Linked DNA regions of Homo sapiens: region 2 is linked to region 1. The links are chromatin contacts, found by Hi-C or POLR2A ChIA-PET in ENCODE. All regions are on one chromosome and are shown on one strand. The core of a region is the stretch at or near the end of the contact, and the rest is flanking DNA. Distances in the headings are between cores, read along the strand shown.

What was found. A loop is a pair of places that touch in the nucleus more often than their neighbours do. ChIA-PET counts read pairs that join two places held with the same protein, here RNA polymerase II (POLR2A). Pooled maps may share reads with other maps.
Region 2: a loop to region 1 is called in a map of ascending aorta, with 3 times the contacts of the local background. The contact joins the enhancer-like site here to the promoter of LINC02413 in region 1. A Hi-C loop is called at or near these places in 3 of 168 maps with a recorded cell type or tissue (Caco-2, Calu3 and ascending aorta), 7 of 37 single-sample maps with no recorded cell type and 9 of 50 pooled maps. POLR2A ChIA-PET finds 5 or more read pairs at or near these places in 4 of 52 experiments (AG04450, OCI-LY7, T-cell and 1 more).

What each region holds. Positions count from the first base shown.
Region 1 is chr12:92,988,072-92,992,085 of GRCh38, forward strand. LINC02413 (long intergenic non-protein coding RNA 2413) reads left to right here and starts at 2,674. Exons shown (of 4, transcript XR_945212.3): 1 at 2,674-2,739. RefSeq lists an enhancer at 169-218.
Region 2 is chr12:93,300,455-93,304,555 of GRCh38, forward strand. The region is part of intron 2 of LOC643339 (a long non-coding RNA gene); the gene reads right to left. Among named protein-coding and RNA genes, the nearest start is that of NUDT4, 75 kb to the right of the region's middle. RefSeq lists enhancers at 2,622-2,681, 2,702-2,751. Within about 2 kb of position 2,322, at least 5 of the 41 ENCODE cell types and tissues checked have a DNase peak (open chromatin) inside an H3K27ac peak, as active enhancers do; they include ascending aorta, where a contact is called at or near this core.

The sequences.
Region 1 (4,014 bases), core at 1,424-3,923:
TGTGTTTCCTGAAACTGAGTCTTGGTTTCAGAGTTCAGCAAGGGATATGCATGGTGGTGGTAGCGTTGGGACAGAAGCGGGGCACTACTTGAGAGTTTTGAAATATGTAATTTGTCACAGCAAGGACAAGGGCAAGTGAGCCTGGCAGGAGGGAGGAGCCTCTTCAAAGTCTGGATCTGCAAAAAAAATCTTCAGAAGAGGAAATGAAACAAATAAGCGAGTTCTTAAAAAAGCTTTTGAGCTCTCTAAATGAGCAATAGTTGAGGCAGCTTTGATAGTCCAAAGCTAACCTCAAGGCTGGGATTCTTTTATTTATTTATTTATTTATTTATTTATTTATTTATTTATTTATTTATTATTTTGTAGAGATGGGAAGGGGAGGGGTCTCACTATGTTGCCCAGCCTGGTCTTAAACTCCAGGCCTCAAGCAGTCCTCCAGCCTTGGCCTCCCAAAGTGTTGGAATTACAGGCATGAGCCACTGTGCCAGGAAAAGGTTAAGAGTCCTTTTTTTTTTTTTTTTTTTAACTTCAAGGCTGAGATTCTTAATCCTAGTACTCTAGACGTCATATTCCAGTGATCAGATGCAGAATCCATAAGTGCTCTGACAGGTCTTATCATTATGTGTGGTGTTTTCACTTAGTGAGTGCCCTTGTTTTGTCAGTTCAAGGTGGCTTGCTTAGTTACTTTATTGTAATGTTCAATGGCTAAACTTTAAACAAAAATCAATAAAGGGCAAGGAATGAGTTTGCAAAAACTATCAGCCACTTCCCTCAATTTAATTGTAAAATCAATCAAATCTGTTTTTTGGCACAGTGCAAGGAAAACATCTATTTGTCCAATAAACTGTCTCATTGATTAAATGGTTCATTTGGAAGAGATAACAAAAGTCTAAGATTTTAATCTCAAGGAAAAATGTATCTTGCAAACATGTTTTCAAGATCCTGAGATCATATTATTTTCCTTTAAGGATTTGCTTCATCCCAGGTGTTCATCTAATCCTACTTTTGCTATTTTTAATCATTATTCATCTATGTAAAATGGAAAATCTATTTAGATGCTTAAAAGTCAACGTAAGCTCACAAACCTGAATTTCAGCAACTAAAAAGGGAGAAGTAATAATGATTCAGTTCTTACTGGGAGCTACTTTATACACTATTTTATTTGGACCTCATAACAACTATATGAGAGAGAACTGTGCACTCTCTGCCAGGGGTTAGGGTTAACATAAAGCCAAAACCCAGGCAGGTCACGAAAATGAGCAAAGCAGGCCAGTTATGAGTGCTGTCACCTTACAAGGAGGTGGAAACAATGTTTCCGGATCCTGTTTCTTAAGAGAAGCCAAAAGATTTACGTAAAGTCTCCTGATTTTTTTTCAATGGTGGTAATTGATTAAAATAAATATTTCCAATACTGTATGTACTGAATAAAGAAAATTTGGGGCTGACCCTGGCCCAGCAACTGCCACTTAGCAATGTCTGGTATTGAAGTGAAAATAAGGCTCAGGGCTGGGCACGGTGGCTCATGCCTGTAATCCTAGCACTTTAGGAGGCCATGGTGGGCAGATTGCTTGAACCCAGGAGTTCCAGACTAGCCTGGGCAACATGATGAAATCCTGTCTCTACAAAAAGTACCAAAAAAAATCAGCCAAGCATGGTGGCAGGCACCTGTAGTCTCAGCTACTTGGGAGGCTGAGGTGGGAGGATTGCTTGAGTCCAGGAGGCCGAGGTTGCAGTGAGCTGAGATTACACTACTACACTTCTGCCTGGGCAACAGAGCAAGACTCTGTCTCAAAAAGAAAAGGCTCAGGAAGGTGACATCACTATGCTAATTCAAGGAGGAATGAAAGAGTGACCTCATGGGACAGTAGATCAGAGAATGTTCTACCTGGTGGCCAGCCTATTTGTGGGGAGGGGTCCCTAAGAAGAGGCTGTATGCTGGCTTGGGTTATGGAGGGCCAAAGCTCAGGGGCCTGGGGGAAGGAGAGAAGCTTAACCAAAGTTTGGCTAACAGGCATTTTGTTCTGATTGATCAGTGGTGACAAGCAGTTCAGCTAGTCATTTAGGAGGTCAAAAACAGAAGACTGGAAGATCCCTATCTAGTTTTGTCATCAGTAGACAAAGGGGCACTCATGAAACTTGTCTAAGTCATACGGGGAAGGGTGGCCCCTTGCAGTAAGTCATTTTCCAGAACGTAAAAGGGCAATGGGCTTTCTTAACCTTCAGGTAAAATTCCACTTTGTCAAAACATAAGCATGATGTAGACAAAGGTTGAGAGTGAGATCAGGCTTATTGCCCAGTCTTAAGCCATTTAAACCCAAGGTGGACTTTCCCCTCAGGAAAGAAGGGAAGGAAAGAAGCTAGGAAGGCCCTGGCTAGGTTCTGTGTGGGTTGGGGAATGTGAATCCTGATGGAGCAGCCTAAAGAAGTCAAGCAGTCCTGTAGCAGCAGCCGTGGGGGAGGTTCCTCCTGGGAGTGGAGGAGGGCGAGTGCTGCAGGTCCATCAGTGGAAATGGGAATGGACCATTAGGCGGAGAAGACTTATCGAAGCTGCGAAGTCCAAGATCAAGGTGCCAGCAGATTCTGTTCCTGGTGAAGGCTATCTTCCTGTTTTGCAGGTGGCTACCTTCTCGCTGTGTCCTCATATGGTGGAGAGTGAGACTTCATCTAAAAAGAAAAAAAAAAACCCACTCCGGACATAGTGACTGTAGCTGGGTCTTGGACTGCAAGAAGACCATCCTGGTGAGAAGATCTTGACCACAGGTGATATTCACCTTGGATAAAAAACATTCTGATAATTCAGAATGTTTGTGCAAATAAGATTTCTAACCCAGTTCTATGGAGGTATAATTTATATATGGTAAAATTCACCTCTTTAGGTATTCAGTTTATGAATTTTGAGAAATGCAATCACCAGCCACTACAGTGAAGATTCAGAACATTTCCATCACCCCAGAAAGCCTCCTAGTGACCCTTTGGAGTCAGTCCCCTCCCCTCAGCCTGAGCTCCTGGTGACCAGTGATCTGATTTCTATCCATGTACTTCTCCCTTTTCCAGAGCATCACCTGAGTGGAACCGCACAGTATTCCACCACAGTATTTTGCATCCGACTTCTTTTCCTTGGCATGTGCTTTTGAGATTCATCCTTTGCTGTTATATTATCAGTGGTTTGTTCCTTTTTGTGGAGAGTATTTTATTGTTTGGATATACCACAGTGTGTTTATTAGTTTATCGCCAGTAGATGGACATTTGTATTGTTTCCTGTTTCTGGCTGTTAGGAATAAAGTTAATATAAATATAAAAAAAAAAAAACCCAATAAAACAAGAAGCTAGAAAGTTGCTAGTTTTCAGTAGAGGGGGACAGGCTGCTGTAGAAGCTCAGGACTGCTCTGCTTTTGGCACCCAAAGGTGAGAGTGTTTTGCTGAAGGCAGCAGCTGTGAGGAGTGACAACTCCACCAAAGTCAAGGAAGCAGGTGTAGAACAGGCAGGTCATAGGTGGCAATCTGTGGTCCTAAAATACCCTGGAAAAGACCGGGAGCCCTTACAGGATTGAGAAACCAAGAGAAAATGTGGGGCAAAAAAATTCCTCAGGTTTCATTCACAGTCATCCCCACAGCCATCTTAAGTCATCAAGAAAGATTCGGAAAAGCTCCGAGAATCAGCAGATGGGGGCTAGTGCAAAATAATACTTTTTGTCTTAATTATTAGTAATCTCAATCCCTCACTCAATTCTTAGGTTGATGCCTGGGAGGTAATATTTACTACCTTGCATTTCCATAAATGGTGACCTTTTTTATATGGATGTTGGACACCAGGGAATGCTCTTAAGTTAACTGCATTTCATCAGATCCCCCTACTATTTAAATTGATCTTATTTCTATCATTTCACCTCAAGATTTATTGTTCTTATCTTACATTCTAAAGAACTGAGGGCTGTCTTTGAAGTGGATATGAAAAGTTTCACCTCAGTCTACCAATATATCATTGAAAGTTTAAAATAACAAATACAAGAACAA
Region 2 (4,101 bases), core at 1,072-3,571, 310 kb after region 1:
CAGGAGGATCGCTTGAACCCAGGAGGCAGAGGTTGCAGTGAGCTGAGATAGTGCCACTGCACTCCAGCCTGAGTGACAGAGTGAGACTCCATCTCAAAAAAAAAAAAAAAAAGAAAAGAAAAGAAAGAAAGACCGGTGAAGAAGCAATGATCAAAGAGAGGGAGAAGAGCAAATGGCTTGGAGAAACCAGACCTGAAACAGACAGCACTTGCTGGGTGATTAGATGAGGGAGATAAGTGGAAGAAAAATTGAATCATGGGCTTTTAGGGTAATAAAGTTCTTGATAGTAACACTAGTTTACATAGAAAGTGCATAAAGTGCAAGTAACTGATAACTTCGGTTTGGAATGTTAAGTGGAATATCCATGTGGAAATAAACCAGAGCTAACATTTACTGAGCCTTTCCCATACGCCAAAAGCTGTTTTAAGTCCCCTACAGATGTGAACTTGTGTAATCCTGCAACAGCCCCATGAGATAGGTACTATTATTAGAGTCCCTTTTTTAGACAAGGAAAACAAGGTACAGAGAGTTTAAGTAACTTCTCAAGGTCACACAGCTGGTCAGTGGCAGAGTCAGATTCAAACTCGGACAATCAACTCCAAATCCCACTTTCTTAACCTCTGTGTAAATGGGTATTTGCCATATAGTGAGGGCACAAAGCCATCACTCTACCTCTTCTTGGAGAAGTAAAAAACAAAAAATAATCAAATCAAAGTGATGATTTACATTTTTTAAGCACACGAAATGCAAGAATTCCAACCATCAGATTGTGAATGCCATTATTTTTGGTGCTGTAAAACATATTAATAGTTAAATCTAAGTCTACATTTTAATATACATCTAGTCTCCAAAGCAAACAAGATGTAATGTGATTTGTAATATGCACTTGTCAAGTCCTGCTTTATTTATTTATATATTTATTTATTTATTTATTTATTGAGACAGAGTCTTGCTCTGCACCCAGGCTGGAGTGCAGTGGCAGGAGCTTGGCTCACTGCAACCTCTGCCTCCTGGGCTCAAACGATCCTCCCACCTCAGCCTGCCAAATAGCTGGGATCACAGATGCATGCCACCACATCAGCTATTTTTTTGTATTTTTAGTAGAGACGGGGTCTCGCCATGTTGCCCAGGCTGATCTCAAACTCCTGAGCTCAAGTAATCCGCCAGCCTTGGCCTCCCAAAGTGCTGGGATTACAGGCATGAGCCACTGCGCCCGACCCTAAATCATGCTTTTTTATATAATCTATTTAGAGTAAATTAAGTAGCATACGTCATTTGTTTAAGGAAAAGTTAAAGCTGGTGTTTATATGCATTATAAGTATTATTACAGAACATATTAAGACATACTTCAATATAATCTTTAAAAACATAATTCTCTTAAGTTGATTTTTTCTTTTTTTTTGAGACAAAGTTTCACTCTTGCCCAGTGAAGCAGCATGATCATAGCTCACTACAGCCTCAACTTCCTGGGCTTAAGCAATCCTCCTGCCTCAGGCACCTGAGTAGCTGGGACTATAGGTGCCCATCATCATGTCAGGCTAATTTTGAAAAATTTTTTTTTTTTGAGACGGAGTCTTGCTCTGTTGCCCCAGGCTGGAGTACAGTGGCGAGATCTCAGCTCACTGCAACCTCTGCCTCCCAGATTCAAGTGATTCTCCTGCCTCAGCCTCTTGAGTAGCTTGGACTACAGGCGCCTACCACCATACTTGGCTAATTTTTTTGTATTTTTAGCAGAGATGAGGTTTCACTATGTTGGCCAGGCTAGTCTCAAACTCCTGACCTCAGTTGATCTGCCCACCTCGGCCTCCCAAAGTGTTGGGATTACAGGCGTGAGCCACTGCACCAGGCCCTAATTTTTTTTTTTTTCTTTTGTAGAGATGAGGTCTCGCTATGTTGCCCAGGCTGGTCTTGAACTCCTGACCTCAAGCAATCTCTCACCTTGGCCTCCCAAAGTGCTACAGTTATAGGCATGAGCCACTGCACCTGGCATTAAGTTGATTTTTAAAAACCTAAAATAATTTCTTTATTTCCTAACTACTTTGCAGAAATAACATAATGACTTTAGTTCCTTAGAGGGGATCATAACATTATTTATTACTGTAAAATAGATTTGAATTTTAAAAGATCAGGAACTACTGCTTGGCACCGAGGTGTAATTTCTGCCATTTTGAGACATATTCCATAACCCAGGGATCCCCACAAACAACTACGACAAGAATAAATATGAGATCCTTTCCATTCCAGGGTTTGTGGTAGAGGGTTTAGCTTTGACTTGGACCCCTTACTGAGTGACTAACCATTACACAGACAGAGCTTGTGACCTCATGGACATGCTCAGCTGGTGAGCTATTCTGCCAGGAGCTCAGTGCTATTTTCATTTGGCTTTAATCTTTCCTAGATCAAGACATAGCCTTCTTTGAAAAGCCAGGTTTAGTAAGATATACACATGACGTATTCTCAGAAATGAAAGAAAACACTTTTAGCTTCCTTCCCTAGTTACCAAAACTCTAGAACTTACTGTAACCCTAATAGCAGCCAAAAAGAAGGTCTTTTCTCTTGACCCTTGGCTGACCCTTCTTCCACTTCCACGAATTTTCTCCCTCTTTCTGGCTATGGCATAAGTTTTGTTCCCCTTGAGATTCAGCCCTTAACAGAAATAATTCAGGCAGGGTAACAGAATGTTCTAGAGCACTCAGCCATGACTACTGAGCACTCAAAATATAGCTACAGTGACAGAGAAAGGAGATTGTAATTAATTTAAACTTTAATTTGAAAACTTGGACCAGATTTAGTTATTGAAGAACTTCTACATAATTTAGTTATTGGAGAATTTCTGCATATGTTTGGAATAACTTTGATATGTAAATCTACTTTTTCAACTGTAAATTTTGTGAAACCTAAATTTTATAAAATCTAATTTTATGAAATTTTATGAAATCTAAATACAGACCAAGTATTTCCAATGAAAATTTAGTCTCCAAACCGAGATGTGCTATGTGTTACATCCACACCAGATTTCAAAGACTTAGCACAAAAAAAGTAACTGTCTCATTAATAGTTTTTATATTGATTACATGTTGAAATGATAATATTTTGGCTATATTGGGTTAAAGGAAATATATTATTAAAATTAATCTCACATGGTTCTTTTTACTTTTTAATGTGGCTATTAGAACACTTTAAATAATATATGGGGCTCACATTATTTCTATCAGATGGTGATGGTCTACAGCATGGGTGATAGTGTCACAGAGACTAAGCTCCCCCGACTTGCTGGCTGTGTGACTTTAAGCCATCTTCTTAACCTCTTTATTATTTTATTTTATTTTATTTTTGAGACAGAGTCTCACTCTGTCGCCCTGGCTAGAGTGCAGTGGCACAATCTTGGCTCACTGCAACCTCTGCCTCCCGGGTTCAAGCGATTCTCATGCCTCAGCCACCTGAATAGTTGGGATTACAAGCATCTGCCACCATGCCTGGCTAATTTTTGTATTTTTAGTAGAGACGGGGTTTCACCATGTTGCCCAGGCTGGTCTCGAACTCCTGGCCTCAGGTGATCCACCCACCTAGGCCTCCCAAAGTGCTGGGAGTACAGGTGTCAGCCACCGTGCCTGGTCTACTTAGCCTCTTTAAACTTCTGTTTACTCATCTGCAAACTGAAGAAAATATTGGCCGGGCGTGGTGGCTCACTCCTTTAATCCCAACACTTTGGGAGACCAAGGCAGGCGGATCGCCTGAGGTTAGGAGTTCGAGACCAGCCTGACCAACATGGAGAAACCCCATCTCTATTAAAAATACAAAATTAGCTGGTCCAGATGGCGCATGCCTGCAATCCTAGCTACTCGGGAGGCTGAGGCAGGAGAATTGCTTGAACCTGGGAGGTGGAGGTTGCTGTGAGCCAAGATCACGCCATTGCACTCCAGCCTTGGTAACAAGAGAGAGACTCCATCTCAAAAAAAAAAGAAAGAAAGAAAAGAAAATATTACAATTTTCTGAATAGGCATACAGTGAATTTTACATGAGACAGTGAGCATAAACTGTGCCTGACTTATAGTAAAATATTCTGCAAATATTCACTTTTATTATCATTGTTATTATTCT